Linked DNA regions of Homo sapiens: all the other regions are linked to region 3. Evidence: read pairs that join two places in POLR2A ChIA-PET (ENCODE). Cell type or tissue: MCF 10A. All regions are shown on one strand. Each heading gives the region's core, and the rest is flanking DNA. Links, peaks and the distances in the headings are about the cores only. Region 1 overlaps ADGRG6 (adhesion G protein-coupled receptor G6). Region 2 overlaps ADGRG6 (adhesion G protein-coupled receptor G6). Region 3 holds the start of ADGRG6 (adhesion G protein-coupled receptor G6). Region 4 overlaps ADGRG6 (adhesion G protein-coupled receptor G6). Region 5 overlaps ADGRG6 (adhesion G protein-coupled receptor G6). Region 6 overlaps ADGRG6 (adhesion G protein-coupled receptor G6).

Evidence for each region. Peaks named below come from ENCODE experiments on the same cell type or tissue, not always from the same donor. Only the 100,000 strongest peaks of a DNase experiment are listed, where the experiment ranks them.
Region 1: POLR2A ChIA-PET joins it to region 3 with 13 read pairs; 15 of 35 experiments call an interaction of 5 or more read pairs at or near these places.
Region 2: POLR2A ChIA-PET joins it to region 3 with 29 read pairs; 5 of 35 experiments call an interaction of 5 or more read pairs at or near these places.
Region 4: POLR2A ChIA-PET joins it to region 3 with 74 read pairs; 14 of 35 experiments call an interaction of 5 or more read pairs at or near these places.
Region 5: POLR2A ChIA-PET joins it to region 3 with 12 read pairs; 14 of 35 experiments call an interaction of 5 or more read pairs at or near these places.
Region 6: POLR2A ChIA-PET joins it to region 3 with 11 read pairs; 13 of 35 experiments call an interaction of 5 or more read pairs at or near these places.

The regions. Positions count from the first base shown.
Region 1 is chr6:142,359,449-142,364,666 of GRCh38, forward strand. The region is part of intron 2 of ADGRG6 (adhesion G protein-coupled receptor G6); the gene reads left to right. Among named protein-coding and RNA genes, the nearest start is that of ADGRG6, 60 kb to the left of the region's middle. In MCF 10A, for the core only: no CTCF peak of the experiment used is centred there; a DNase peak (open chromatin) is centred at 2,463.
Region 2 is chr6:142,353,848-142,359,065 of GRCh38, forward strand. The region is part of intron 2 of ADGRG6 (adhesion G protein-coupled receptor G6); the gene reads left to right. Among named protein-coding and RNA genes, the nearest start is that of ADGRG6, 54 kb to the left of the region's middle. In MCF 10A, for the core only: no CTCF peak of the experiment used is centred there; a DNase peak (open chromatin) is centred at 2,874.
Region 3 is chr6:142,298,017-142,303,234 of GRCh38, forward strand. ADGRG6 (adhesion G protein-coupled receptor G6) reads left to right here and starts at 3,991. Exons shown (of 25, transcript NM_198569.3): 1 at 3,991-4,315. The coding sequence starts at 4,314. RefSeq lists a silencer at 3,781-3,920. In MCF 10A, for the core only: no CTCF peak of the experiment used is centred there; DNase peaks (open chromatin) are centred at 2,895, 3,085 and 3,995.
Region 4 is chr6:142,375,842-142,381,059 of GRCh38, forward strand. All of the region lies in intron 4 of ADGRG6 (adhesion G protein-coupled receptor G6), which reads left to right. Among named protein-coding and RNA genes, the nearest start is that of ADGRG6, 76 kb to the left of the region's middle. RefSeq lists an enhancer at 1-168. In MCF 10A, for the core only: no CTCF peak of the experiment used is centred there; DNase peaks (open chromatin) are centred at 1,560 and 2,490.
Region 5 is chr6:142,369,754-142,374,971 of GRCh38, forward strand. ADGRG6 (adhesion G protein-coupled receptor G6) reads left to right here. Exons shown (of 25, transcript NM_198569.3): 4 at 417-1,040. Among named protein-coding and RNA genes, the nearest start is that of ADGRG6, 70 kb to the left of the region's middle. RefSeq lists enhancers at 4,498-5,099, 5,057-5,218. In MCF 10A, for the core only: no CTCF peak of the experiment used is centred there; a DNase peak (open chromatin) is centred at 2,728.
Region 6 is chr6:142,385,351-142,390,568 of GRCh38, forward strand. ADGRG6 (adhesion G protein-coupled receptor G6) reads left to right here. Exons shown (of 25, transcript NM_198569.3): 7 at 4,908-4,993. Among named protein-coding and RNA genes, the nearest start is that of ADGRG6, 86 kb to the left of the region's middle. In MCF 10A, for the core only: a CTCF peak has its summit at 3,061 (motif pointing left); a DNase peak (open chromatin) is centred at 3,061.

The DNA of each region.
Region 1 (5,218 bases), core at 772-4,771, 62 kb after region 3:
TGTACCTGCTGACCTCACTGCCCAGGACACTCTTTTCTGTTTTGTCTCTGCCTTCCTCCTTTACTTGGCTCACTCCCAAACTGCATATTTACATCTCAGTTTCTTGATTTGGTTAGAAATGGTACTGTTTCTATGAAGTCTAAACCCAGGCTATAGTATAGCACTGTTCTATCAGAGCAATTATCACATTGTATGATCACAATCTACTTATTTATCTGCATTTCCAATAATCCATAGTCAGAGATTATATCTTGTACATGACTGTATTCCCAGAACCTGGCACAGTGTCAGGCAGATAAATGTTTAGTAAGTATTTATTAAGTGCGGGGATGTGGGGAGATGAGAAGAGACAGGAAGTGTGAACAGAGCTAATAAGGAGTGCTGTATATGTCAGTCAAGGGACTTGTCTTGTTGGATCCCAGAGAAGATTTGGAGGTAGAGAAAACTTACCTTCATACTAGGATATTGATAGATCTTTCTGGTAGTGATGTGGAAGATGAGTTAGTTGCAGGTGACAAGAATATTGACAAGGAGACCAAACTTTTATCCAAGAGAGAAAGGATGAGAACCTTAAACTACAGGACCTTAAACTGTGGGAATGAGATGAGGAGCAGATTTAACAACTATGAATAAAACAAATGTCATAGCCCTTGGCAAATTATTTGAGATGGTGTGGGAGAAAGAAGAGAGAAGGGATGTTCAGAGTCCTAATTTGGGTGATGTTCATGCTGCTAACAATTATAAGGAGGATAAAAACAAATTATTTGAGGAATGATGTTTGGACTGATGGCTCTATGGGATATCCAAGTGAAGATATTGAGTAGGTATTTGCAAAGCTAGGATATGGTGCTCAGTAGCACATGTATGTGATGAACATTTAGGTATAATGAAGGCTTTTGTTCAGATGAGATTAGCCAGCGAGAATGAGTATATATAAAGAAGAGCTGAACATAGAGGAGAGCTCTATTAGAGTACTGGCTTGAGGCACACTTGGTTGCAACCAACAGAAATCGACTAAAACCAAGTAAAGTAGTAGAGCAGCAGGTATAATAAGAATTATTGTCATATAATTCTAGGACAGGCCACAAGGAACAGCTCCTACCCTTCATTACTGGATGTGGAATGGCTGGAATTAAAGCACCTCTGTTTCTCAAAAGTCTGGTTTTCTCTCATCTTTGTGCTCTACATTTTCTTTTCTTTTCTTTTATTTATTTATTTAATTTTTATTGAGACACAGTTTCGCTCTGTCACCCAGGCTGGAGTGTAGTGGTGTGATCTCAGCTTACTGAAACTCCACCTCCTGGGTTCAAGTGATTCTCCTGCCTCAGCCTCCTGAGTAGCTGGGATTACAGGCATGTGCCACCAGTCCTGGCTAATTTTTGTATTTTTAGTAGAGATGGGGTTTCACCATGTTGGCCAGGCTGGTCTTGAATTCCTGACCTCGTGATTCACCTCAGCCTCCGAAAGTGTTGGGATTACAGGCATGAGCCACTGCGCCCAGCCTCTACATTTGCTCTCTAGCCCCTTAGCTTCCTGTATTTCCAAGTGGCCAAGGCAGCTGCTGCCTTTGAATTTCTATAATGTCATCATTCTTCTTTTTGTCATTCTCTGGTTGTGTGTGTCTCTAACTTGAAATTCTTAGAGAAAGATAGCATTTGGTTGATTGGCAAAGCCTGTGGTTTGGTTCCCTTCAGGTCAGGCGTTTACTCCTTGGACCAAGTAGTATAAAGATGACAGCAAGAGGTGTGAGAGGAGACAGATCCTCTTGGGAGAAGTTGTACCTAAGAAGATTGAGTAGCTTTTGTAGTAAACTGTTATTTAAAGCAGTACTTCTCAGAGTTTAACTTGCTTATTAATCATCCAAGAATTTCGTTTAAATGCAAATTTTGTTTAGTAGGTCTGGGTTATTCTGTGCGTCAACAAGCTCTCGGATGATGCCCATGCTGCTTGTCTGAGATCCTCCGGCCAAACAGAAAGGATTGTAAAGGCAAGGGTAGCAGAGGTGGTGCTTGGAGAGGGCTGAGAGGGCAGGAAGGAAATGAGGAGAATGGAGAATTTGTGGGTAAGAGACTGTCCAGAAGCAGCGTGTGCTCAGAGGCATCCAGTGCTGGAGAGGATGAGTGAAATAAAAATGGAAGCCACTTTAGTATAAACACTGTGTGAAATTTTGTAAGTTCTTATCAACTGAGTTCAGAGGCCTATGGATTCATGAGCAAGAAGGTCCGCAGCTGGATTAATCCAGAGTTGGGGGTTTGCAGGAAGAGAATAAGGAACTTGAATGAATATGTTAACCAGGAGGTAGATTTGGTGATAGACCATGCAGTTTATGTTGTTTCAAATTATTCATTGCCTTTAGATTGTTTTTTTTTTTTTAAAGCTGGAAAAGCCTCAACCATTGCTTAAGAGAGAATAGTTTCCCACGAAAATATGTGTGGGTGTGTGTACATATGCATACCCATGTGCTTGTGTGTCTAAGCCTCTTGCAAGTGATGTATATCTACATAACAGGCTGACTCTGGAATGATTTACAACAGTTCATTTGTTTGGATCTTCAGAAAGTATTATCTTTTGCAGTCAGGCATGGAATGTTCTCTTGCCAACATGATTATGGAAAGACAGAACTCAAAGTTTAAACATTAACAGTATTACAGAAGAAAGAGATGTGTTTGAGGGTGTGGTGCATGTGGGTATCTTTGGAAATTCAAAAAATTGTCAGTCTTAATGGTGCCTCATCAAGGAAACTTCAGTTCAACATCTTGTTCATTTTCTAGCAATGTCAAGCTTAATTGAACTGATTCAAGTAAGCGGTACCCTTTTGAACTCATGCTTAAGTCGTTGAAGTAGCTCCTTATTCAGGGTGTTTCCAAAGAACGTTTTGGGGTTGACCCATTACAGAGGGAAATGAAACAATTATCCGGTTTACTCAGGAAACCATTGTTTTAGGAGGAGTGTGTGAATGAACTGGTATTCTGGCATGTCTGTCAGAAGTTCTGGTAGGGGATTGGAATGACCAATGTAACCGTGCTTTAAGAAAGACCCTCCTCAAGTGTAGAAATGCTATTTTTGAGTGCAGAGCTTGAGGAGGAGCGGTGAGGGTGGTGGGGATGCTTGCCAAGTCTGTCACATTAACAGAATCACAGATGTCACAGCCAGATTGCCTTGGATTCTATGCCATCTTGAAAAATCTGGATAGTGGTCTGAAATCACTTAAAATAACTTACTTTGATGAAGTCGTCCATTTCTGCATATTATCAATCATTTGATAAATGCCAGCATCTAAAATGTTATTGATATTTTACATTTCAATGATGTTACATCTGACAGCAATTTACTTAGATCTGGAGAAATGGTATGTGGCTATCCTGGCTCTTTACTGACTTAGGTATTAGAACTGATTCTAGAATTCATAGTTGCTGGCCCTTAGGTTTAATTTTTAGAAGCCACCAAGACTACTAAATATTTTAAATGTTTTTAAGCAACAAATGAGCTTTTCATGTGTTAGAACTTAATATATCCTCATGGATAATTCAAATAATGACTGAATAAATGCAGACCAAGCAGGCAACTTAAGCTAAATTTTCTGGAGATAATTTTCACTGACCAGGTTTTTCTACAAGCTCATTAGCTGCAATTTTATATATGTTCAAATAGAGATCAAGATTTACTTAAATGAATTCATTTTGTTCACCATTTAACACAGTCTAGAAGAAGCAATTATTCAATATCATCCACAAATCTGTGTTGAAAGAAGCTAAAATTGATCTCCATTTTGATTTATCTCTTGGGATCTAAAATTCTTGTTTTAAAGAGATTTTAAAGAATAGGCATTTGGATTTTATAAAGAAGTACTTGTGGCAAAGGTAGAGTAAGAATCCAAATCTGAGATTAAAAAAAAAACCTCACAAGTTAATGATTATTAAATCTATATCAAAATGTTATTTATCAATTGAATTAGGCTTTGGCGTGACTGGAAGACTTTTCATTATAGATTAGAGTTTCATTGAAAAATAAACTTGTAAAAATACGCACAAGTAAATTACTGCTAAATATTTGTAAGCATAGGCAAGAACTGAGGGTGGAATTTGGTTTGTTGTTTGTTTGGATTACTTGAAAACCTTGCTTTTATAATTATATGTAAGAATATGTTACCATATCTGTCTTTGAGAACATATTGAGCCAGATGCTTTGAGTTGAGTAGCTTTTAGAATATGTGTTAATCCTGATTTTACCAATACCTCATTCAGTGGCTACTTCAGTAACCATCTAATTAGGTAGCCCTGACTCTTAAGAGAGATCAAAGTAATTACTTACTAGGCTAGCTCATAGTATAGGAATCAATTAGCAGTGATATTTGACTACTCCAAATTGGAAAATTCAAAGCACTATATTTCATACTTCCTAATACTCTTTATTAAAATGTTTCCAAATGAGTTTCTTAAAATAGGTTTATTTTAGGGCTATGAAACTCTTTTTAAGAAATTGTCCGTTTAAAAAACGTCTCTTAAAGAAGCACTTGAGCTCACCGTTTTGTTCTGTATTTTTTGTTTAATTGTGGCAACTTTTTTTTTTTTTTCCTTAGAAGGATACTAGGCTTACATTCAGAAGGGCTGGTTTGAATTTTGGTGCTACTATCAATTAGATGTGTGACTTTGTGTGAGTTATCCAATCTATATTAGCCTCATTTGTTTCCTCTAAAGATAGAGGTGGTAATAATTCTCAGGGTTATTATAATGTTAAATGAGATATATGTGAAAGCTTGTTATTGTGAATTGCTCTATAAGTATAATGAAGAGGATGATACTGTGTCTAGCTTAACTGACATTTCATCTATTTAAGATAATTATTATTTAGTAGCACTATCTCTAAATGCTGTCTAGCCACTGAAGGTAAGAATAATATGGAAGAATGTATCAAATGTTCTTCTGAATTCATGTTATGAGTGTCATCTTTATCTTTTTTCTATCCCTCTGAGTGCCTAAGGAAAAAAGAAATTCTACTAAAGTGGTGTGCTATTTTACCTCTCTTAAAATTTTAAGGCACTAATTTTGTGTTATAGTAATTATTAATAATAGCCAACACTTAACTAGTGCTAACTATGTCCCAGGTACAACTTCCAGGACTTTCCAATATTAATCCATGTTATCCTCCCAATAACTCTGGGAAGTGGTTGCTGTTATTATCACCAGTGTAAAGGTGGAGAAACTGAGGCACAGATAAA
Region 2 (5,218 bases), core at 602-4,601, 56 kb after region 3:
ATAGTGCTGTCTTTGTCTTTTGCTTCAGCAGCCCAAATCTAATTGTTGAATAATGTGCTTTAGAGGACAGTAGCCTCTTTCAAACCGAAACATTACAGAAAGTTCCACCCAGGCAATGTGCTATTTCTAGTCAAGTATATGGAGACTTTACATGCAGAGAGCAGCTGTAAAGATGTTGGGATAGGAGCAACTTAGAAACCAGTTCAAATAGAAACTTAGACTTGTGTCCAAAATAGCTTTATATGAATTATAGATGTTTAATGTTCAGCCCTCCTGTAAGCAGATATTTAAAAATAATAAATAATTTTTAGATTTTGCTCTTCTCATTTTCTCCTATTAAAAAAAACCTTGGTGAAACCCCATCTCTACTAAAAATACAAAATTAGCTGGGCGTGGTGGCACGCGCCTGTAATCCCGGCTACTCAGGAGGCTGAGGCAAGAGAATCACTTGAACGAACTTGGGAGGCGGAGGTTGCAGTGAACTGAGATCGTGCCATTGCGCTCTAGCTTGGGTGACAGAGCGAGTCTCTATCTCAAAAACAAACAAACAAACAAACAAAAAAACTTTTGAGTTTTAATGGCCAAATATAATCCTCAGTTTGTCAGTTACACATTATTAAGTCTTCTATGAAATCATTTCATACATTCTCTTTTGTGTTTTGGCCAGGAGTTTAGCCTGAATTTCAAATTCAGTGTGATACCTACATTTCTTATTGATTATTTGTATAAGACAAATAGTAATCAAGGAAGTTCATCTGCATTGTTTGCTTTTGAATTATGACTTAGTTTTATAGAAAAGAAATCTGTAAAACATTGTAAAATGAGATCCCTAAAAGGGACGTATTACAGAAAAAATGTTTTTGACAATTTAAAAGCTATTCCTTTCAGACAAAATTGCATATATGTAAACTATTAACATTAATTCCCAAGCAAATCAAGTTTTATTAAAAATTTTTTTGGCTCAGTTTGCATAATGGAACTAACAGTTCATCTACTTAGAAGCTGTACAACATTGGCTGGATGGCCCTTCAGTAAAATGCCTGATGCCTTGTTCATCCTAAAAACTGAAAGTCTGGTGATTATGTTATAGGGAGAAGACAATCATTTTGATTTCTTTGAATAGAGATTCAACTCGGATTATCTTAGCGAATAACTTATAGAGTGATCTATTATCCAAACATCTCCTATTTACTTTAATTCACTATTAACCAAAAACCTGGGGTTTCTCATCTTTTCCTGGTTGAGATTTGATGGCAAAATGGCACATAGTCTTCCCATTAGATACTCTTCTCTGGAGGAGCAATATATTTGTATCTAAAACTTTGTATTTATATTGAAATTCTAAATTGGCATTTTTTTTTGAAATTTCCCTTTCAATTTTTCCGTAAGATGGACCTCTCTATATAATTTCAGTAATCACTGGGGCTCAGTCTTCCCAGCTATCAGTGTTATTTTCATGGAGAGTGGGGAGACTATACTGTGTTATAGTTTAGGGTTATAATAATAATATACCTATTATTATTTCAAAATGACTTTCCATAGAACATCCCTACTTGATATTCTAAATGGGATCATGGAAGGAATCTAAGTATTAAAATAATATTTCTCTTTCTCTCAAATACCACTACAAAGCTAAATGGTAATCAAGAGCATAGAAGCAATTTTGCAGAGATTTTGAATGATCATTCAACTGCACCTCGATAGTGAGTGGAACAGACAAATGCAGCTGAGCACACCTCTGCTCTCCAGCGACAGGGAGTGAGGTTTGCCACCATTCAAACCTCTGGGGGCACTGACAAGCTTCTATTTTTAGGTCTGTGCCTCCTATTGGAAACATGCTGCACTGTGTGCCCTGTAGACCACCCAGCCCACCCACTTTTTGTGGTTTGGCCTTCTGTAAGGCTTGCCTGCAGGTGTGCCCTTACTCACCCACCGAGAACAAGCTACTCTGCCATTTTTCTGAAGTTTAAAAATATGACTGGCTAAAAGAAGACAGTAAGCAAGTCGATTTTTATACTGTCCTGGAAAGTTATAATTATAAAGTTTGGTGAACTTCGTGAACTTTTTCAAGCATGTTTTTGCCGCAGACTTGTGATTGATGTGGAGGCCCCCTGGGGCATAGGTAAAGCAGTTGAAAGATAGGAAGTTGAGTGAGCTGTCTCTTGTACATAACCTGCCAGAGGCTCTATGAGGTTAATGCATACATTGCCTCACCCCCAGCCCAGTGCAATTTGAAATTAGATAAACATTTTGGCAATGATGTGGCAAACCGAAATTCAACCTTGCTTTTCAATAGTTCTATTAACTTTATAAAAGTAATAAGCTATTTTTTGTAAACTAAGCTGTTAGGCATCAAGAGCACGCTAAAGCAGCTGTATTAAGTAGAAAGGAGGTGATTTTTTTCCTGATGTAACCACACTCTAAATCTTCACAATCTGTCAAAGCTTGCTCTATAATTCTAAGCCAGCAATATTCAAAATAGCACAATAAGTACTGTTAGCAAGATGTGGAAATTTTCTTGAGCAGTAGGAATGTACCCCAGAAGTCAGGATGTTTGCCGACCATTAGCTCTACTTGCATGCAACCTGTATTGGCTGTCCCTTAGGGACTCAGACTTATGGCTCCAAAGTGGACAAATGAACACAAAGTCTCATGAACACTCAAAAAGAGCTTCTTGCTTCATAACCCTGTGAACTATACAGGGCACTCCTTTCCTTAGTGAAGCATCATATGTCTTCATAACTTCCTTGGAAACTTTTTTGTAGTAAAGGGAAAAATTGAGGCTCTATTATGTGTCATAACCTGAATCTGCCACCCATAGTAGAGCTTTAGAGCCAAAAGGGATTTTTTTTTTCTTCAGATGTGGAAATCAGAACCTCGGGGGCTAGTGACTACCTCAAGGTCACATGGTTTGCTAATGGAGGAGCCAAGACCAGAAGCCACTGTGATCTCACTTCGAACATAGCCAAATAACCACATAAGCACGAATTACTTCAAAAGGAAGGTGATTTAGTCTGTCTTATCTGGCACAAAGTAATCACTTACTAGATGTTAGTTGTTGTTAGAGTTATTTTTATTATTTTTATTTCCCTCCCTCTCCAGATGTTATTGTGTTTCACAACAATATGTTTTAAGGGTTTATATGGCTTGTATTCAAATTTTAAAGAAAAGATCTTGTGTAAGTTTAGGTCTGGGGAAGATCTCGAGAGAGCTTCTAGTTTAGTTTCATAATAATATTGTCCTTCCCACAGTGATTTTTTCCACAATAATAAAATATCTTTTTTTAGCTAGATCTTGTGATTTTAGCTAGAAGATAGTTTGAATAGAAGAAAACTTTTTAAAGTTCATTTTCAGAGTTTGCTGAAAAAATTAAGATCATCTGTTTCTCTTCCCCTCTCTCTCTCATTCATACATACATACTCCCCTGATACATTATACCTGAGATCTATATGAAAAGCTAACATTTTATAAATACTTTGAAAACTAATTCCAGTGATGAGTTAATTTAAAGCATTAGATGGATAGCATATTTAAACAAGCTGTTCATGTAAAAATGGAAATTTTTCTTAAAAAAACATTATTTAAAAAAATCTGTATTATGGAATTTTTACATCAGCTCTTATTACTAAGATGTTTACATAAAAAGTGTTCCATAAAGGGGAAAAATTATGCTGGTTGCACCTATAATTTGCTTTGCTCCAAACCTTGGCTATTTAAACTGCTTCCATTTATGTGCACAAACCTGAATGAGTTTTTTTTATGCCCTCAAATTAAAGGCCCGTTTGGAAAACTTGAGCTAACAAGCACACTTATCCTGCCACTACCATCTTTTTCCCAATATATTCTCCCAACTTATTGGGAAGGTAAGTTTGTAAACCCAAAATTTGCTCTAGCTACTAATTTCAGGTCCTTCACCTGCACCACATAACATGGAATAAATAGGAAGCAATAACCCTCTGGTGACCATATGTAAAGACATCTAAAAGAAAACTGGACATGAAAGGAAGTAGGGGCTCAGTAAGTTAGATTAATTAATGAACAAACTAAAATATGGCTAACATGCTTTGCTATTTAATAACAACCACAGTCACAACAACACTGAAAACTAATATTATTTAAGCATCTTACTGTGAGTCATGTATGGTCCCAGTACTTTATATAGATATCTCATTGGCTACTTTCATGTGCTCAAGAAGTTAGTTATGTGCTGTTTAGCCAGTAATGACATCATTGCCTTCATGGGTATTAGAACTATAATTAGCTTTTATGAAGCTAAGACATTCTCTACTTATGTTGGTAGTGTTTAGCAGTATTTTTCTGGTTAATGCCAACATAAACCTGTTCCACCCTGCAATGCTGCCTAGGTAATCCATATGGAAAGATTTTCTGTGACATTCTCATATGAGATGAACATAAGGTGAGTGTGTGTCTTTTAAGTTTCCTGAGTCTTTCTTTAGGTATAATAAAAGCAGATAAGATCAAAATGAGACAAATTTTTGATGAACATAAGAGTAGTCACTTTGCTGCTTTTCTGTCTTATCATCAGCAGTTAGGCTCACTTCAGTGAATTCAGTCCTTGTAGAATAAGTCTGCCTTGCCACTGTGACTGCTAAGTTATTTCCACAAACTGTCAGTGCAGCTTGCTAGCTTTTGTCTTTCTTCTCGTCATTTGTCAGGTCCTTAGAATTGGGCTACAGTGATTTTTACAAGGATCTTTGTTCACTGGTAGTTTTGTATTGTTTATATAAAAAGGAGCAAGGCTTTAAAAAGTATCTGTGGCTGGGCCCGGTGGCTCACACCTGTAATCCCAGCACTTTGGGAGGCCGAGGAGGGCGGATCATGAGGTCAGGAGTTTGAGACCAGCCTGACCAACATGGTGAAATCCCGTCTCCACTAAAAATACAAAAATTAGCTGGGCATGGTGGCACATGCCTGTAGTCCTAACTACTCGGGAGGCTGAGGCAGGAGAATCCTTTGAACCCAGAAGGCAGAGGTTGCAGCAGTGAGCCGAGATCATGCAAGCCTGGGCGACGGAGTGAGACTCTGTCTCAAAAAAAGTATCTGTGCTGGCCTGGTGCAGTGGCTCATGCCTGCATGCCTGTAATCCCAGCACTTTGGGAGGCTGAGGTGGGAGGATCACTTGAGTCCAGGAGTTTGAGAGCACCCTGGGCAACATTATGAGATCCCCTCTACAATTAAAAAAAAAAAAAATATCTGG
Region 3 (5,218 bases), core at 544-4,543:
ACATTTGAATCACTGGACTTTGCATAATGCCCTCTAGGTTCATCCATGTTGTCACAAATCACAGAATTTGTGTTGCTGAAACAATTTTTTGCTGCTCAAAAAGTCAACACTAATTTTTATTTACACAACAGTAATATCCAGTTCAGGAATGGTAAGAATCTCACTGTCATCAGGGCTGAGGTTTGAAATCCACTTTGAGTACATTGCAAAGAGGGCTGACGTTGACTCACATGCACACAGGAAAGGGCAAGTCACATGTGTGGTGAGGAGCCAGACACTGAATGGTTAAAATAACTAGGGCTGTCAAAACTGAATGAAGGAAGGCTGAACAGAGAGATGATAACTGTCTTCAGATATTTGAAAGGCTTATTGTGGATGACAGAATGTGCTTGTTCTGAATGGGAGTTGAAAGCATGAATGTTTGATTCAACCCACAGAAAGAGGAAGCTTCTCACAGTTGAGTGTGCATCAATGTTAAGGGATTCAAACAGATGTTCAATATTCATTTTGTCTGGAATGTTGTCAGAGGATTCCTGTATGTAGAGGAATGTGGTCTTGGCACTTTTCAGTTTAGGATAATGATAATAGGTCGGGCAGAGACAACTAATATTAGCAAATTTCAGGAAATATGCTGAGTGCTTCATGTCATTAGAATGTCTAATGACATCAGAATGTCTCACTGAATCTGCCTAACAGCTCTACGAGTTAAACACTATAAGTATTATTATTCTTATTTTACAAATCAAGCTTAGTTTACATAGTAAACTGCCAGAGTTCACAATGCTGAGAAATCACAGGGTCAAGTTTAGAATCCAGGTCTATTGCATTAAAAGACTATGTACTTTCCACTATACACTCCATTTTCCTAACATGCTTTTTCAAAAGAAAAGAACAAATTCTTAGTTTGAGGACAAAACTGTCAAAATATACAGATTTTATTAACAAACTGACCAATGAAAGGCACTGATTCATTGAAATATTTTAGCTATGATTCTGATCATATATTAATTTCAATGCATAAAATTATGAACATTTTAACATATAATAATGGCACGTGTGAAAACTACTATCTTCTTGATGTATGTCCATTTTTTTTCGGTTAATGTCATGGTTCATTTTATGTGTTAACTTGGCTTGGCCATGGTGTCCAGATTTGGCCAAACGTTATTCTGTGTGTGTCTCTGATGGTGTTTCTTGGATGAGATTAACATTTGAATCAGTGGGTCTTGCATAATGTCCTCTAGGTCCATCCACGTGTCACAAATGACAGAATTTCTAACTTAAAGGTTGAACGGCATTCTGATGTGTATATATTCCACGTTTTCTTTACCCATTCATCCACTGATGGACAGAAAGAGAAATAGCAAATAATCTCACTTATATGTGGAATCTGAAACAAACTCATAAGAGTAGAGAGTACAATGGTGGTTACCAGAGGCTAGAGGGTGAGGTGGGGTGGAATGGTGAAATGTTGGTCAAAGGATACAAAGTTTCAGTTAGAAGGAATAAGTTTTTGAAATCTATTTCACAGCATTGTGAATATAGATAATAATGCCTTGCATATTTCAAAATTGCTAAATTTCAAATGTTCCTATCACAAAAATGATAGACATGTTAATTAGCTTGATATAATCATTCCACATGGAATAAAAATATAAAAATATCACATTGTATCCCATAAATATATACAATTATAATATGTCAATTAAAGATAAATGTCAAAAAGAAAATCGGAATAAAAACTATTAAAAAATCAGTGGACAATGTACAAAGAAGATTATTCTCCATTCTGCAGGTAGGCCTCATCCAATCAGTTGAAGGCCTTAACAGAACAAAGACTGATCTACCCTAAGCAAGAAGGAATTCTGCCAGACTGCATTTGGAGTTGGACTATAACTTTTCCCTGAATCTCCAGGCTGCCTGACTGTAAATTTTGCACTAGTACCTCCACAATACCTTAAAACTAAAATATATATATCTATGTGCATACACACATCTAGCTGGCTCCGTTTTTCTGGAGAACACTGAATAATGAAGTTATTTATATGTCTTTTCTTTTTTTGAGGCAGAGTCTAGCTCTTTTGCCCAGGCTGGAGTTCAGTGGTGCAACCTCAGCTCACTGCAAGCTCCACCTCCCGGGTTCAAGTGATTCTCCTGCCTCAGAAAAGGTAGCTGGGATTACAGGTGTGTACCACCAGGACTAATTTTTTTTTTTTTTTTCAGTAGAGATGAGGTCTCACCATGTTGGCCAAACTGGTCTCGAACTCCTGACCCCAACTGACTCGCCTCAGCTTCCCAAAGTGCTGGGATTACAGGCATGAGCCACCGTGCCTGGCAGTTATTTATATTTATTTGCTCTTATGTTTCCAGGTTTCTTCTAACTTTAAAATTCTATGACTGGAACAAATACATATGTGAACTTGGAAGTAGATCTTTCCCCTGTCCAGCCTTCAGATCAGACCACAGCCTTAGTCACCACTCCAATTGTGGCCTCCTGAGAGACACTGAGCTAAGGGCATCCAGGTTCTTGACCCACAAACTGTGAAATACATGTTGCTTTTAAAAAATTCCAAGAGTGGCCCTTAAATTTCTTTGGGACTATACCGTGTAATAGCGACTGACTCAAAAGGGTAGTCTGGAAACCTAATCTTAGCCCCTGGTCACCTCTAGCTAGTGTGCACAGACCTCAGATCTTGTCAGTCTCATTTCCCTACCTGTTAACGTGAGACAGTTGGGCAGAAGAACTTTAGCTTCCCTTAAATGCTACAACTCAGCGTCTCTATTAATCATACCGTTTATTCATCAAAATGAATACTGATAAAAATGACAAGTAGAACACACCCTAGATGTTCAGGCCTCTGGAATTGGTGGCAGCGTTCCAGCTTCCTTTCTGCCTGTAACTGTGAGTAAGTCCTGCTTTACCTCCTTCCCACCCCCCGCACCCACCAACAGCTCTCTATCATAAGCTAATCAGCTTGAAATAATTGTTAGGGCACTTCTGTGTATGGCCTGTGCATGTGCCAGTGTGTACACCGTGCAAGCTGAGCTGTTGAGGTTCTGGATGTGCATACAGCCCTGGCACCGGAAGGTTTGCCTCTAGCATTTTGTGGACTAACTCTGGCAGTACACAATGGGAAGAAAACCTCTTTCCAAGTGTGAGCCCTTCTCTCTTCTCATTCCCAAGGAGGTGTGTCCAGATCCCTTTGCCAGACAGCTACTTTACAGGAGCATTGGAGAGCAGGCAGCTAACTTTCCCCAACAAGCAGCTGGATTTACGTTGGCAAATCAATCCCTCTCAATAAAATGTTATGTGACCATCTTCCCAGCCCCCCGTTAAAATCCCTTCATTTTTTCGAGCAAGCGAACTAGTCAGAGAAGACAGAAAAGTTAAGTAAAGAAAGTGGCAGAAAAGTGAAGCAAAGCAACAGCCCGGGAGCGTGGCGGGGGGACCCGCGCGGGGACTCGGGTAGGCTGCAAACGCTGGGGAGATGCCACAGGAGCGCCTGCCTTCCCAGCTTCTCCTTTCTCTCGCCGAGGGTCTCTGGGGTTCAGCGCTCCCGGCGTTTCGGCGACCTCCGGGTCCGCCCTGTCCCCTCCCAGCTGGGGAGCTGAGCCCGGCTCTGCGCCCATCGCCGACCCCGGCCACTCTCCCTTCGCTGCTCGCTCCAAAAGCGCCTGTCCCGCCCCGCGGGGCGACTTCTCCCTTTCGGCCCTGGGGTTGAAGATCCTGTGTGGGGCAGCTGCGCCTTCGGGACAGCCCCAGCCGCGGAGCGCCCAGACCAGGGCAGCCGGAGTCGGGTCATACGCCGCACGCCGCCGGGGCCGCCGCACCTGAGCCCAGCTCCAGTCACGCCGGAAGCGCGGGCGGAGCGCACGGGTCCGGGGAGAGTCGCCTGCGCCCGCGAGGGGGACCCAAGTACCTAGGGTGGTGGCCGAGTCCCGCCTCCCGCCAGCGGGGGCGAGGACCTGCGACGCGCACCCCTGCCTGGCCCGGTCTCCTCAGCACCAGCCCCACGCACACCCTACTTCCTCAGCTTCTCGCCCTCACCCTGCCAACTTCCCTGCGAGGAGGGACCTGCCGCCAGCCTGCTTCCTCGTCCGCAGGCCCTGCGCTGAACGCTGCCGCGCCCAGGGTTCACCTTGCGCCGTCGGGAAAGCCCATGAACTCTCCAGAAACGGCGTAAAGGAGGGTCCCGCCGCGGCGCAGGGCTGGGGCGCCTGGGTTCCCCCTGGGTGGAGCAGCGGCAGCAGAGCGGGAAAGTGGTGGAGGATGATCTTGCGGCCAAAGGGGACCTCGGCGCAGTAATGTCAACATGTAAGTCTCACCTTTCAGCTTGGAATTCCTTCACTCTTTTATCTGTGTCCACCTTCTGTCGCCCCCTCCCCGACCACCCCACCCTCAAGAGAAATGATTTTATAAGGACTTCAACTGCACGGAGGGAATAAACCGGTTTGTCTTCAGTTTGCCCCTCGAGGCACTGAGGAGTAGGACTATTGCCAAGTGGAGTTGTGACATGTGTGTGTGGCTGTTTTTTTTCCCCCAGCGAGGTAAACCTCACATTTGGGCGGTGTAAAGCCTAATAAGAAGGGCAGGGCTTCAAGAATGGGGAAAACGTGTTTTCAATTCAAATTAAACAAGGAGTAACAGGCACCGCTCCTCAGTCCAGAGGCCTGGCCCTGCCAAGAAGGCGCTCTCCGGAATCAACACCTGGGGGCTTGGAAGGTACTAGTATGCCGAGAAAATGTTGACTTTACACATTGTCACCATTGACTGTAGAAGTTATTCTTGGATCTTTGGGGTGTTTGAATTTTTTTAAGGTGTGCAGAAAATGTTTTCAGTGTGCTTTGTAGTTTAGGAAGTAATTAAGGGTTACGCCACGTTACGTGATAGGATTTGAGGGGACTTCCATAGACTTATGGGGGGCGTGGGGAATTGGGGCATTGAAACAGAGAAACCTAAAAGGTTTTGCCTCCATAGAATTGTCATCCTAATGGTGAGGTGGCGCACAGCGACCCCATGAAAGGGTCGCCAAGCACCGTCTGGCTTTCCAGAATGGGAAAAGGAAGATTGTACTCCAAAGGGCCAAGCTTATTTTTGTGGCCAACTAAGAAGTTTCTTTTTCTTGTAATAGGTAATTTTCCTTCTGATGTTTTAGTTAATCTTGGACGGACACCGTGACAGACATTTTATCCCCTTCCACTAACTCATGTACAACAA
Region 4 (5,218 bases), core at 842-4,841, 78 kb after region 3:
TTAAAATATCCTGTCATTTTTTTCACATATTAAACATCCTAGCCTTAATAAAATTGATATATTATTAATAAATACTCTAACGATTTTAGTATATGACTTTGTTTTCCTATACTTTTCTAAAAAATATTTGGGAATTTTACCTTAATTAGGAAATTTTCAGCAGATTTTTAAAAACATGGTTAAACCTGTCAATACTTTTAAAAACGAAATGTTTATTTAGCAGTAAATCTGCTTCATTTTATAGCATCTTCATTTTTCTCATAACAATTTTATTAAATACATTCAGTTTTATGACCCTCATGGATAGATAAATTTTTAGTGGACTCTTTAATTATAGGTGCAAGTATTTATTTGCCTGTGTAATGATTCAAGTTTAGATACTGGCTGATGTCCGTCAATTTTCACAAAGAACAGACAGTGCCTTCTCTACTAGTTTTATTTATTTTACTGATTACTACTCTTTCCTGAGGGAGTGGTACAGTATAACGCAATGAATAGTCTAAGTTCAAACAAATTACATTTATTTTAACAAGCATTTATTAGGCACTTCCATTGGTTAGCTACTGTGGTTGTAGAGATAAGACACACTTCATAAATACTTTATTGTTATTCTTTTCTGAAATTTCTGGATTTGTATTTTTGTTTCCCTCTCTAGGATTTTTTACAGAGTTTGCTAAGGTTTCATCAACTCTTGGATTTTTACCGTTTCATAATCATTACAGTTCTGTTCTTCATAGCTATAAAACTTCAATTCATTATTGGCTCCTCCCTTGCACTTCTAACAAATGATTGAATGTAATATTTTTAGATTACTAAATCATTTTTAAATAATAAAATTAAGATAAATCATTTTATCTTTGCAAAGGACTTTATACTCTGAGGATGCCCAAACTCTTTATGAACATAGATGACTAAATTTCACTTTAAATATATTTATTTATGAAAAGTTGAAAAATTCATCTTAGTAGCAACTGCAAAGAAAAAAATGAAAGGAATTACTGTTTTTATTTTTCTGTTATTGCAACTTATTGTGAGGATTTGCTCTTCAGTTATTTGGAGTATCATTAAGTAGGTATGAGAGGAGCAGTGGGCTACACATCAGTCTTTTTTACCACAACTTGTGTAAATATTAACATATAGTGACTCCTTTCAGTAGCATAATTTGGAAAGTACAACAGATAGAGAAGGATTAACAGCTTTAGAGCTTTTCCTCAACTGCCTGTTTCCAGTGATTACATTTTTTTCAAGAAAACTTGGCTCTAAATGTTGCTGTTAATGTTGTAGAACTTTGCTTCTTAGTTCAGCTAGAACCCGGGTTCTTGTCACACAACTAGGAAAATTTAGGCACACGGACACATCGAGTGGTCAGTAGAGCAGGACTTTATTGGGCAAAAAGGAAAAACAAAACAAAAAACAACAACAAAAAGCTCAGCAAAGTGAGACGGAGGCCTGCCAACAGGCCCTCCACCTCACTGATTGATTCCCAGGTCCCCACAGGAGCTGGAGAGAGCAGCCTCCTCCCCTGCATAAGGCATGAATTCCCCGTGGCTCCACCCACCTCCCACAAGTCGGGCTCCAGTCCTCTATGGGCAGGCTCAGGCAAGGCCTGGGCAGGTTTCCTCATCTGCACGAAAGCATCTGATGTAAACACTTGTGGGGCGGGTGGGAGATTCTCCGGGCGCCCCTTTTTATCTGCCTAGACATTTGGCTGTCTCATTAATATTAAGTAAACACCTGAAAACACCTTTCTGGTAGCCTCGAAAATCAGTGAACACATACACATCATATTCTAAAACCAATTTGTTGATGATAAAACATATCATTATCCAGGAGAGTGGATTGTTTGTTCTTTCTTAACAACCTCCTGATGTGTAAATCCATCAGCCAAAGAAAACTGATTGTGATATTGACTTTTTATGCAGATATGCTGAAAATGGAACTGGGTAGAAATAAAGTTTGTATATACTTTTGATAGTTCATGTATTTGTTTATTTTGGTGTGTTTGTAATGCAAGTTTTCATTTATCAATTAAATTTCCTTTTAATTAAATTAGTCACTTGTATTTATACCATTTTTACTTAAAAATATTCCAGTGTGATTTTTATTGTTATATTGGATCATATTAAAATAGTGTTTATTGAGTGTTTAAAGCAATGTCAATTTGCTAAACTAGAAGTTCCCCAGAAGGAACAGCTAACTAAAATACTGAGAAGTAATTGTTGCAGTTTCCCATAAAAGAATGCTACATATTGAAATTTATACTTGTTACTGTGCAATGAAACTGATGAAATGTTCAAGAAAATTGTTAAATATCTTGCTCTAAATCATAGCTCTTCTGATTTTCTTTTCTTATTTTTACCTCTAAGCTCTTTAACATACTGGGAATGTAGTTTGCCTAAAAACTGCTTTCCCACAACACTGAGCCCTTATCTCCCTTTGTCTTCCAGAGATATTGTATCAGTGCCAGAAGTGGCCTAAGAAGCCCTTGACTGCCAACATTGTGTGTAATATGAGAACCACAGGAACTCCCTCCAGGGTCTCCTCTATTGCATGCTACAGAGGCTGAGATTTCATTAGTCTCTGAACTTTAAAGGCTTTTTAGTTTGCGGAAGTCCCTTACAAAATATAAGTACCTACAAAAGGGAGGTCCTACAAAAAATGGGCATACAGTAAATGTGATGCAAGGGAATAATGGGCAAAAAGCATTCAAGACAAAATTCCACCTCAGTCCTGCCTTAACTTCTGCCTCTTCAAATGTTCTTTTTTCATTGTGCATTTGCTTAAGTTTTCAATCTTTAAAACTCCCCCTTCCTCTCTCTGCTTCCTTTCACAGCCAAGCTTCCTCTTCTTGCATTCACTCGTCAGACCTTGGCAGTCTAGATTTCATCATTCCCACACAACTCAAACTATTTTCTATAGAGTTACTACCAAAATCCCAATGCAAAGTTAAAGGTCTTCTCATTCTTTATAATTCTTGGCCTTTCTGGTATTCTTGATATTGTCACACCCTGCATTAAACTTTCTTCTCTTAAATTATGTAAAACCACCTCTGTAAAAGCTGTTTTTACCTTTTTAAGTCTATAGCTCTTTTTCTTATATCTGATGCTTAAATATAGAAATATCTGTGGTTCCATCCTGTTTCCTTCTCAAATCTACAATCTATCTCCAGTGATCCCAAACACTCTATAGCTTCTGATGAGTATTTCCTGGCTACACCTCTTACAAAAACACTTTTGCGTCTAGGTGTCACACAGGCACCTCAGTTTCCGTTACTGGACTTAGTGTTTACCCTACCCCACCTAAGTCTGCTCTTCTTCTGTTATTTCCTATCTCCTTTTATTAGATCGATATGTACCAGTTTTTGAAGTTGGAAATTAGCAAAACGTCCTCTATTCTTCCTTTTTTCCTCTGTCTTTAATTAGTTGCTAAATGTTATGCATTCTATCTTTAAATTTCTTGTATCTGTATCTATCTCTTTCTGTCAATCCTTATTACTTATGATATCAAGGCTGAATTATTAGTAGTAGTCCTGCTTCTGTTTCCCTTCTTTTGGTTGTAGAACCTAAATGATTGTTTTCAAATGAAATATAGTTTACTTGCCTACCTCCTCATTTTCCCTCACTGCCTTTAAGAAAGAGTTCACAGGCCGGGCACGGTGGCTCACGCCTGTAATCCCAGCGCTTTGGGAGGCCGAGGCGGGCGGATCACGAGGTCAGGAGATTGAGACCATCCTGGCTAACATGGTGAAACCCTGTCTCTACTAAAAATACAAAAAATTAGCCTGGCGTGGTGACGGGCGCCTGTAGTCCCAGCTACTCGGGAGGCTGAGGCAGGAGAATGGCGGGAACCCGGGAGGCAGAGTTTGCAGTGAGCCAAGATCATGCCACTGCACCCCAGCCTGGGCAACAGAGCGAGACTCCATCTCAAAAAAAGAAAAAGAGTTCACAATGTTAGTTCACCTGGTGAACCCAAAATATCTGAGACAGGTTTCAATTAGTTTAGAAAGTTTATTTTTCCGAAGTTAAGGACACACCCGTGACACAGCCTCAGGGGGTCCTGATGACATGTGCCCAAGATGGTCAGGGTACAGCTTGCTTTTATATGTTTTAGGGACACAATACATCAACCAATACATGTAAGATTTACATTGGTTCAATCTGGAGAAGGGTGGGACAACTCAAAGTAGTGGGGAGAGGGCTTCCAGGTCATAGGTAGATTTAAAATTTTTCTGATTGACAATTGATTGAAAGAGTTATTATCAGTAGAAAGGAATGTCTGGGTTAAATAAAGGGTTGTGGATACCAAGATTTTTTCATGCAGATGAAGCCTCCAGGTAACAGGCTTCACAGAGGATAGATTGTAAATGTTTCTTATCAGACTTAGGGTCTATGTTGATGTTAATGCTGGAGGGGTGTAATGAGGCATGTCCAACCCTCTCTTCCATCATGGCCTCAACTCGATTTTCAGGTTAACTCTGGAGGGACCTCGGCCAAGAGGAGGAGTCCATTCAGATGGTTGTGGGGGGCCCTAGAAGTTCATTTTTGGTTTACAATCTTGAGTGCCCACCACTCAAGGTTCTAGTGTGTGGGATTAACCACTGGAAGAAAGACAGAGGGTTCTAGTGCTCATGGTGTTGCTATTTTCCAAAGCCTTACAGCAGCTATCCATTGTTTGTGTATCTGATCATCCTTATCAGTTTTTACTTTACTTTAGCAAAGCCCAGTGACTTGAGTGCACAGACCGTCTCAGTGCCTCCTTGGTACTTGTTTTAGAAATTCTGTCTGCCAGTAAAATACCCATCTCTACTTTCTTACCCCTGGCTCTCTCACAGCCTCCTGTGCCTCATGGGCCTTCTTCTTTGAAATGGATTTTCTGTTCGCTTTTCTTACCAAGCTGCTGTCACATCCTCCTTTGGGCCACTGCCACCTTCGGAGCACTTCCCTAATAGCACTTAGAACTGTGACGCCATCTCCCTTTCATGCCTCCCTGAGAGCAGCGACTTAGCTTAAAGCATCATTCTGGCCTCTGTACCTCACATAATGTAGGCAATAGGTAAATGTTTGTTGAGTGAATGTGTAAAGGTCTGTGACAAGAGCTTCTTGCCAGTCAGTGTCATGTCATAGCCTGCCTGTAATATCAGGCCTTTCTGAAGTATCATGATTCTTTCCTTGGGTCAAGTGCCCTGAGGTATCAAGGATGAAGAAACCATGCCTCTGGA
Region 5 (5,218 bases), core at 403-4,402, 72 kb after region 3:
TATTTATGTTTAGAAATCATTTGAAAAGTAGTATTTTTGAAAATCTTAATGTATAAACAAAGCCTTCCTGAAACCAGTTATTTCCTTAATTAGGTAGTTGGGGTTTTTAAATTGTTAATTTCTTAGTTTCAGGATTAAAAAATACTTATCAACTTTGCTGGCTGTAACTCAAAAGTTTAGGTGTGAGATCCAATCATGACTAGAGATGAAATGAGTAGAATTTCTTATTATTACTGATATCAGACGATTGGTAATGGGCTGGTGACAGAGGATAGATGAGTAAGAGGGGAGGGATGGGGCAAATGGTAGGTAAAAAGTTAACTAGTAGAAAGCGATGGAGGGCTTGATGTTTTGCATCACATTAGTCTGTGTTCTGAAGTTAACAGGTTTATCTTTCTTGTTATGTTTTGTCCTAGTTGCCGTGTCCTTAAGGAATCAAAAGGTCATTTTACCCCAGACATCAGATGCTTACCAGGTATCTGTTGCAAAAAGCATCTCTATTCCAGAGCTCAGTGCTTTCACACTCTGCTTTGAAGCAACCAAAGTTGGCCATGAAGACAGTGATTGGACAGCTTTCTCCTACTCAAATGCATCCTTCACACAATTGCTCAGTTTTGGAAAGGCCAAGAGTGGCTACTTTCTATCCATTTCTGATTCAAAATGTTTGTTGAATAATGCATTACCTGTCAAAGAAAAAGAAGACATTTTTGCAGAAAGCTTTGAACAGCTCTGCCTTGTTTGGAATAATTCTTTGGGCTCTATTGGTGTAAATTTCAAAAGAAACTATGAAACAGTTCCATGTGATTCTACCATTAGTAAAGTTATTCCTGGGAATGGGAAATTGTTGTTGGGCTCCAATCAAAATGAAATTGTCTCTCTAAAAGGGGACATTTATAACTTTCGACTTTGGAATTTTACCATGAATGCCAAAATCCTCTCCAACCTCAGCTGTAATGTGAAAGGGAATGTAGTCGACTGGCAAAATGACTTCTGGAATATCCCAAACCTAGCTCTGAAAGCTGAAAGCAACCTAAGCTGTGGTGAGTTTGTAGCGTATTCCTTTTTTTTTTTTTTTTTAGCATTATTCTATGAATATGATTGTCAACAAAGAATTATACATACACACAAATGTACCTGTATGTATATTCACACATATAGACATATATATATATGTTGTCATTAAAAAGCTCTTTTAATTTTTAAAATGTCGTCTGCTCAGCTCTTATAGCACACATTTGATTATAAGCCATGCATGCTCCATCAAGACATTTGGTTTTACCATTCTTAAGTTTTCCCTATGTCATAAAATATCACAGAGTTTATCACGAATATAACAATAGTTATAATTGTGGAATCTCAAATACAAATGTTAACACTAGGCTTGAAACAAAAGAAATTAATAAGTAAGTTATTGGTATTTTTTTTTTGAGACAGAGTCTCACTGTGTTGCCCAGGCTGGAGTGCAGTGGGGTGATCTTGGCTCACTGCAAACTCTACCTCCTGGGTTTAAGAAATTCTCATGCCTCAGCCTCCCAAGTATCTGGGACCACAGGCGTGCACCACCACACCCAGCTAATTTTTGTATTTTTTTAAAATAGAGATGGGGTTTCATCATGTTGGCTAGGCTGGTCTCAAACTCCTGACCTCAAGTGGTCCACCTATCTCAGCCTCCCAAAGTGCTGGGATTACAGGTGTGAGCCACCCTGCCTGGCCAGTTACTGTTTTTTTTTGTTTTTTTTTTTTTTTTTGAGACAGAGTCTCGCTATGCTGCCCAGGCTGGAGTGCAGTGTCATGAGATCTCAGCTCACTGCAAGCTCTGCCTCCCAGATTCACGCCATTCTCCTGCCTCAGCCTATCGAGTAGCTGGGACTACAGGTGCCCACCACCATGCCCGGCTAATTTTTTGTGTTTTTAGTAGAGATGGGGTTTCACTGTGTTAGCCAGGATGGTCTCAATCTCCTGACCTCGTGATCGGCCCACCTTGGCCTCCCAAAATGTTAGGATTACAGGCATGAGCCACCGTGCCCGGCCCAGTTACTGTTTTTAATCACAAAGGTGATACAGTAATAAACTGATCTATATCATCCTGGAATTAAATTTCAATTGGATGACTTAAATAAACAACCAGCACCTAAGAGAATAGTATTTACTCAGCCAGTTTAAATATCAAAACTGTCCATTTTATAGAAAATCTTAATCAGGAATTATCCATTTTTTTCTTTGAACATTTTTCTCCATTTTTTTTAAAATGAGGATTTATAGTTTGTTTCAAATACTGTGCTGTCTCTGGTTCTTCTTTGTGAGACTGTAAATGTGCTATTATTGGAAGTAGCTAAATGCAGAATATTTTGAGAAATAATTCTGTGTGATAAAAATTGTATTAAAATAGATCTCCACCTAATATTCTCCATTTACACAAGTTAATTCTGGAAGCCTTTATTTTATTATAGGACTGATTCAAACACAAAAAGTAGAAGTTTCATTATCAACTTTAAATGTCATATGACTAAATCTAAGGCAGTGATAATATATACATTTTAGTCACAGACATAACTCTCAATTAAAAAGGAGAAGAAGGAGCCTAGTATTCAAAAGTAATTTGTATATGATATTGGAGGGAAGTTTACTGGGAATTTATTCCCACGCTTTGAGCAAAGTAGCACCCTTATGATGACTCAAGGCCACCTCCCAATTTCTCAGACCCATGCCTGCCCTTCTGGCCTGAGAACTCCTGTTACCCACCTGTTCGTGTGGTCCATGGCACTCCTACAGGTGGTGGAAAGGCTGTGAAGTGATGTCATTTGAAAGATATTTCCTTGCAGGATGTTGGAAAGTAGATAAACCACAACCCTGTTCCACAAGGGAACTGCAGAGCTTTATAAGAGCTGGTGATGTTCCCTAAGATCTTCTCTCAGTGTTAGGATAGCTAGAAAGGACCTTCAGGGACTCCTTGAGAAGTCTTTTATCAGAGAAGAAATTGAGAAAGTCAGGTGTGTATGTTTGGTGTGGGACAGTGAAGAATAAGGAGAGGGAATGGTGCACTTCCTGCATTCTGGGTGACTGTCTTTAATTCAGGGGTCTCTTTTCACCATAGACTGGGACATTATTAAGAAGTCATAGTATAGACCATTCTAATATTTGCCTTTTTATGGGACAATGTTTTGAAGATGTCAGCAACCAAAACAAATATGGCTATGTTAATAATTGCTAATACTTATATTTAAATTGAACACACATTTTGTACTAAATGTCATTTTAAGCACTTAACACATATTGGTTGATTACCTACACCATAGATCCCATGTTACGGGTTCTATAATTGATCCTATTTTGCAAATAAGGAACCTGAGGCACGTGGAGATTAACTAACTTATCCAGTGTCTCTTAATTAGTAAGTAGCCAAGCCAGGATTGGAGCTTGGAAAGTTTGGTATTAGAGCTGTGCTCTTCTAACCAGTATAAATTAGACTGTCATTCATCATAAACAGGATTAGATATTAGATTTAGTACCAGGATAGGCTAAAGCTCATTCTTGCTCAGGGGAGAAGTATGAAGGTCCAAGAGCCATCTCTCTGGCCAGCAGTGCATTCTGTGAGAAAACACTAGGTTTGCAGTGTGTTAACATATTTGTTTCAAACAAATAATATTTGTTTCCCACAATACTTCCTGGATACCTAACTATGAAAAAGTATGATTCAGTTTTACAGGGATTCCTAAGCTTCTCTAAGAATTTCTCTAGACCAGAGGTTGGCAAATTAGGAGGGCCTGTAACAGGCCATGCATTTTTGTTTACTTGTTTGTTTAGAGACGGGGTTTCACTCTGTCCCCCAGGGTGGACTGTAGTGGTGCCATCAGAGATCGCTATAACCTTGAACTTCTGGGCTCAAGTGATCCTCCTACTTCAGCTCTCCTGAGTAGGTAGGACATCAGGTGTGCACCACCATGCCCAGCTAATTTTTTAAAACATTTATTGTAGAGATGAGGTCTCACTGTGTTGTCAAGGCTGGTCTTGAACTCCTGGCCCCATGTGATCCTCCCTCCTCAGCCTCCCAAAGTGGTGGGATTACAGGCATGAGGGATTGTGCCCAGCACACATGTTTTTTTAATACTTGTTTTTCTTTTTCTTTTCTTTTTTTTTTTTTTTTTTTTTTTTAAGTTGGGGTCTTACTGTGTTGCCCAGACTGGCCTCAAACTCCTGGGCTAAAGCAATCTTCTAATCTCAGCCTTCTGAGTAGCTGGGACTAAGCTCCCTTGTTCTTATAAATAAAGTTTAATTGGAACACAGCCATGCCCATTAGTTTATATATTGTCTTTGTCTGCCTCTGTGCTACAATGGCTGTGTTAATTGATTGTGATCAATACAGTATAGCCTGCCATCCTAAAATGTTTACAGTCTAGCCCTTTAGGAGAACATTTGCCACCCCCTGAAACTAGTCTAAAGAACTGAGAGTCCGCTTTGCTGAACCACATACTTTGGACAGCACTAGAAAAGACCTGCTAGATCTCCTCAGCCAGGGAAAACAAACCAATCACCCACAGGCTAGTTTAGCCCTACGACATGGGTGGTGGTAGTAGCATTTATTTGTTCCTGTTCATTTACATTTGTTTCACACAGTGCTTTTAATTGATGAATTATTTCCAATATTAAACAATTAGATTTCACATAAAAATGAAGTTTTGGATTTTTCTGGTAAACAGAATACACTAGGCTACTATATCTGCATGGCCAACACAGCTGGAGCTAAATGGTGGCTGCTGCTTTCAAAGGAGCTTCCCAGTTTACTTTAGCCCTTAGCAACCCCTTATTCTTCCCACTCCAGCCCCCTTTTTGTCTTTAGATGGCCATCTGGCCCTGATGGGCTTTTAAATGGGAATGCTGATTTATGCCACTCCCTTTATACGGGCCAGGAAACTGAAGCTTAGACAAAAAAAAGTGGCAGAGGCAGTTGGTGGGCTCCAACACGTGTCTCCTGTCTCCTTGTCTAGTATTTATGTCTGGGAATACTCATTTAAAAAATTATTTTAAATTATTTTAATTGATTGATAAGAACTATATGTGTTTATGGTATACAACATGTTTTAATATAGGTATACATTGTGGAATGGCTAATATGAGCTAATTAACTTTCATTGTTATCTCATATACTTATCATTTTATTTGTAGACAGAACATTTAAAATCTCTCAGCAATTTTCAAGTATACAATCATTGTTATTAAC
Region 6 (5,218 bases), core at 672-4,671, 87 kb after region 3:
TAATCAAAATGTCATCAGCGTTTAAAAATATTCAGGTCATTATATGACAGAAATATTCTCAAAATTGTGTTCTCAAATTTGTGTACCATCTTAACAATTGTTATTTTTACCATGTCTCTGAACCACCTATACTATTTACTATGTTTTTTTTCCTAAATTGACTCACTTTTTAATGTAAACATTTGTGTTTACTTGGGAAAATCTATTTCACAATTGTAAAGTGAAACCAGTCCTACTTGTTATAACACAGTTGTAAAAAGTGAATATAAATATAATGTAAACAATGTTTTAAAATTCTCCCTGTATCCTATTGCCTTCTCACATCTTAGCGCCTGAAGCCTTTATTATCTTTTTAAAAAGGAAGACTAACAAAGTATTAGAGACAGACTATATTAAGTTTTTTTTCTTTGATGTAATCAAATTTGAAATAATTGAAAAGAGAATTACTTTTTCACCTTATGAATACATGCTATTTAATGTCATGTCCTGGATTATCATCATTGATATAACATTAATAATTTCTTATTCTTTGGGAAACAGAGAGTAAAGATTCTCAGGCTTACATTCTGATATATTAGAGAATACTATTTTATTTACTGTAAGAAAGATTGGCACAACTGTCAAATCTATTATCTAATTTGTCCATTCCTTTTAACTCTTGGCTATCAGAATTTTACTGAATTAATCAATAACAATATTGCATTGTGGGGAGAGGAGAGGGGTTGAGTTTGCTTGATAATCAGATATATTTATCATAGTATATCAATAGAATTTGTTTTCCTGGCTTTTGTGAAATGTCCCTGTTTTTCTGTGTGAAGTTATTTTTGTTGTTTGCAATAGGACTTTTATCTGATACCTCAAATTACACTAAGTCCTCATTAATGTCATTGATAGGTTCTTGGAAATTCTGACTTTGAGTAAAATAACATGTAATGAAACCAATCTTACCATAGGCTGATTGATATAAACAAGAGTTAAGTTCCTACGGCATATTTCTGGTCACAGAAACATCACCAAACTTCCAAATAAAGGCCGAAACACTTCTAATATTAAACATTGCAGTTAATATGAGCTGTACATACATTTAAGAAACATTAGTGAAAACAAGTAAGATAATTGATTGCCCAATTTTGGGTGAGCCAGTGAGTGACTGCAGTCTTAGTGGCGGTGGTGGGTTAAATCAAGAAACAAATTTTTGCACAATGAAAATTGTGAGGAGCACCTCCTGCCACCAAGCAGTTCCAAAACAATCACCAATATGGGGGTTTGCCGAGTGCTTTCATACTGTATCACTTATTGTCGTGCATTTATATGATTATCTTATACTTTATGAATTTTTGTTTTACAGTAATTTGTAGCCATTCATTCATTGACTTTCCAACCTGCTTATTCCATCCAGTTCAGGGTAGCGGGTGGCTGGAGCCATCTGGGCAGCTCGGGGCAGCAGGCAGAAACTAGCCCTGGCCAGGACTCCATCCCATGGCAGGGCACACTCACACACACCCACACCCACTCACACTGGGACCATGTAGACAGGCCAGTGAATCCAAGGTACACAGCTTTGGGATGTGGGAAGACACTGGAGGACCTGGAGAAACCCCATGAAGACAAGGGGAGAACATGCAGACCCTACGCAGACAGGGGACCTGGCCAGGCATTGAGTCGTCTCCTCATCAACTTTGTAATGAAGCTCTGTTGAATGAAATGATGTTACTCAAGGACCTGCTGTGTACACTAAGAAAGTCTTTAAAGCTACTTTTCACAAACAGATATTTCAGGATATGGGTAATCTGGGGATTCCCACAAATAATGATCTTTTTTATGTTTTCCATTACATTCCCAAGAAAAGCTCTTGGACTAATTATTATTCCATTCCAAATCATATCTTCTCTGCTCAAACATCACTAGCTACTGAATAGTAAGCTTTTGTGAGGTTGTCACAAGCAACCCAAGTAAGGAATTAACTCCATTAGTCTCTATTATTGTTCTAAAAACCTAGTTTACAAGTAAGTACAGATTGTAACACTGCTTCCAGTTTCTCACATACGTTTAGCTGCTTAAATAACAAATTCCTTCTAAGATCATTTGAATGGATCCATTACTCTAGCTTTTTATGCCATATGTCTTAAAGAAATTGTGTATGTAGGAGCTGCAGGATGCCAGTCATATTGTAAATGCCACTGTCGTAATAGAATTGCCTCATCACTAGTTCAAAGAAATAACCAGGTGTCTAGATTAGCATTTGGTTTATATTTTAACGTCTATTTTTTCAAATAGGCCTATCATTTCAAACCTGTATTTTACGTCCTTGAAATAGCATAGATAGAGCAGTGTCATTTCTGTATTCTCCAAGAAACTCTGAAAAAAGTGTAAGAAGATAAAAAAGGGAAAGATTAATTGGAGAGAGACCTACAAAAAATAATGTTGTTTTGATACATTGGTAATGGCAGACAGTGATTTCTGCTTGAAGTTCTACATGCTGAAAGAAGTATCTAAATGGAAAATGGATATATTCTTAAATCATTTTTCCCCAATTAATGTCTATAATAAATTCTTTGGGCCTAGATGTCATTATTAGGATAGTACATACATATTTTGAAGTCTCTGGAACACATGAAGATTTGTGAATAGCTTTTAAAACACCGTGAGTGTTGTTAACATTTGTAAGAGAGGACAACTTTACTGCTATGGTAACATGGAAAATCCTGCATAAGTGTGTCTTAATTATGCATTTCCTCCAATGGCAATGTTGAAGCCAATTATTTTGCTGTAGTCCAAAACCCTGCTCATCAGCCCTTCAGTGGGCATATTTTTTTATGTTGCTTTGACAGTTCACTCTTGGACTTTTCTCATGGTTACTTGTTGACTGCACTATTCCAAAATTTTAAATAAGTATAACAAGTGGACTGGGGCAGGAAACAATGTTTAAAGAAAACATCTTAAATATTTGGATGCTTTCTTAAAAATTCAGAAATGTCAATGATTTTTAGAATTTTGCAATATTTTCCTTAGAGGGAACAAATACTACTGTTATAACAAAAGCATGCTTTAGGTTTCCATCTAGTGGTGGCTTTTCAGATACTCTGCTAGCATTGATAATACAGATGCTCCTCCACTTACGGTAGGGTTTGCATTCCTATAAACCCACTATTAAGTTGAAAATACTGGAAAATATCAAAAGTCAAAAATACATTTAATACACCCAACTTGCTGAACATCATAGCTTGCTGAACCCACCTTAAACACGTTCAGAACACTTACCTTAGCCTACAGCTGGGCAAAATCATCTAACACAGAGTCTATTTTATAATAAAGTGTTGAATATCTCATGTACTTTATTGAATGCTGAACTTAAAGTGAAAAGTGAAATGGTCATATGGGTACTAGAAGTACAGTTTCCACCGAATGCCTGTTGTTTTCCCACCATCGTAAAGTTGAATGATCTTGAACTGTAAGTAGGGAAGCTTCTGTATAGTCACAGAATATTATCAGGATCCTGAAATAACTCTTTGACCCTTGCAATTCTGAATTTCCTCCCAATCATTCAGAACATCTGTGATTTTATTTGATGAGATCCACAGTGTAAAAGTTATCTTTATATGAATTATTTGTTTTATATGTTCCTCCAAATATTTTTCATTCAGAACATTTTTTAAAGGAATATAAAAGTCAAGATCATTAAAATACCCGAAGAATTTTAGAAGTTGAAATAGTCTGCATAAATTAAACTCACCTGTGCTTGGACTTGTGCCAGTTTTATATATTTATATTACTACATCCAGGGGCAGCAATTTATATTGTTTAGCACAAGACTCTGATTCTTACTGGAAAGACATTCCTTTGGTAGTGGGACTGGAATTTGCATTTTGGTGGATTTGGAAATTCCCAGAGGCAAACTTTTACATTTTTTTTTCTACTGCCTCCCCACAATTTTTACTGTTTTCTTCAACATTGCTATAATTATGTATTTCTATATTTTGTGTGCCTATTTTACTTAAGACTTACCTAAACATAAGCATGAAGAAAGATGATCAACAAAGGAGACTCAAAAAATTTTCTTCTCTCTGTATCTTACCATAATTTAAAAGGGTATTTTTCTTACTAGCTACTTTGACTAAAGCACCCATTTACAGCTATTTAGCAAACCCTTGCTGGTGAGTTTGATTTTTCATTTTAAAAAATCAGTTTACTTTAAAGATTCCCCCCACCCAAAGAGCAGAATCTTCTTTACAATAAGGTTTTCTTTTTATTTTCTTTTTCAAGTGATTTAGTCCAATGAAAATTCTACCTGCAAATATTGTTTCTTTTTTTCCCTCTATTTTGGTATAAATGAGCATATTTAAGAAATTTTGATGAAAAGTCTGGTGAAATGCAGCCTAGTAGTTTAATAGAAGTATTTTATTAAGCAGGGGAAAGAGAGGAAAAGGAGAGGAATTAGGGTAGTAAGTATGTGTATGCCTGTTCTGCTTTTTCAAGTTAATTCCTCCATATGATCTCATTCAAGTTTTCACATCCCAAACTCTTTATCATTCTTTATAATGCACAGAAAGCATAATGCCTGTTATAAGAAGTCAAATTGTACATGAAAACAGTTAACACATTACAGACAGTAGATATAAGAAATCTATAGAATTAAAAATATGAAGAAACATATGCAAGTAATAAGAGTAAGCTAATTGATAACTATTTCTAAGAAGTTGGAAGGTCAATAAGCTTAACATCAAAATATTTCAGAACTTTTTTTGCCTATGTAGAAGGTGTTTCTTTTAACTTATATTGTAAATTATGTGATTATGAATAAAACTATATGATTATGTAAGACTTACATGATCATAACTTTAAATTGTTTGATAATTATATAACTATAAACATATAATTAATGGACTAATCCTATTTCCAATGGGCAGATGGAATTATCTATAGAATATCCGTAGTGATTCAGAACATCCTTCGTCACCCTGAGGTAAAAGTACAGAGCAAGGTGGCAGAATGGGTAAGTGAGCTTGTAACTTTTCTTTTTTAAAAAAATTCTTTAACTTCTGGGAATCTGGAAAAGACTAGTTAACTGAATCCACAGATCATACTGAAACACAGATGGTATTCATTAGAAATATATGAGTAGATATGTAAGTGAGGTGTTGTCCTTATGCATAGGAAGAGAAGTACATTTGAATAAAGGATAAGAACTGAGCCTAATAGACTATCAATGTCTTAAATA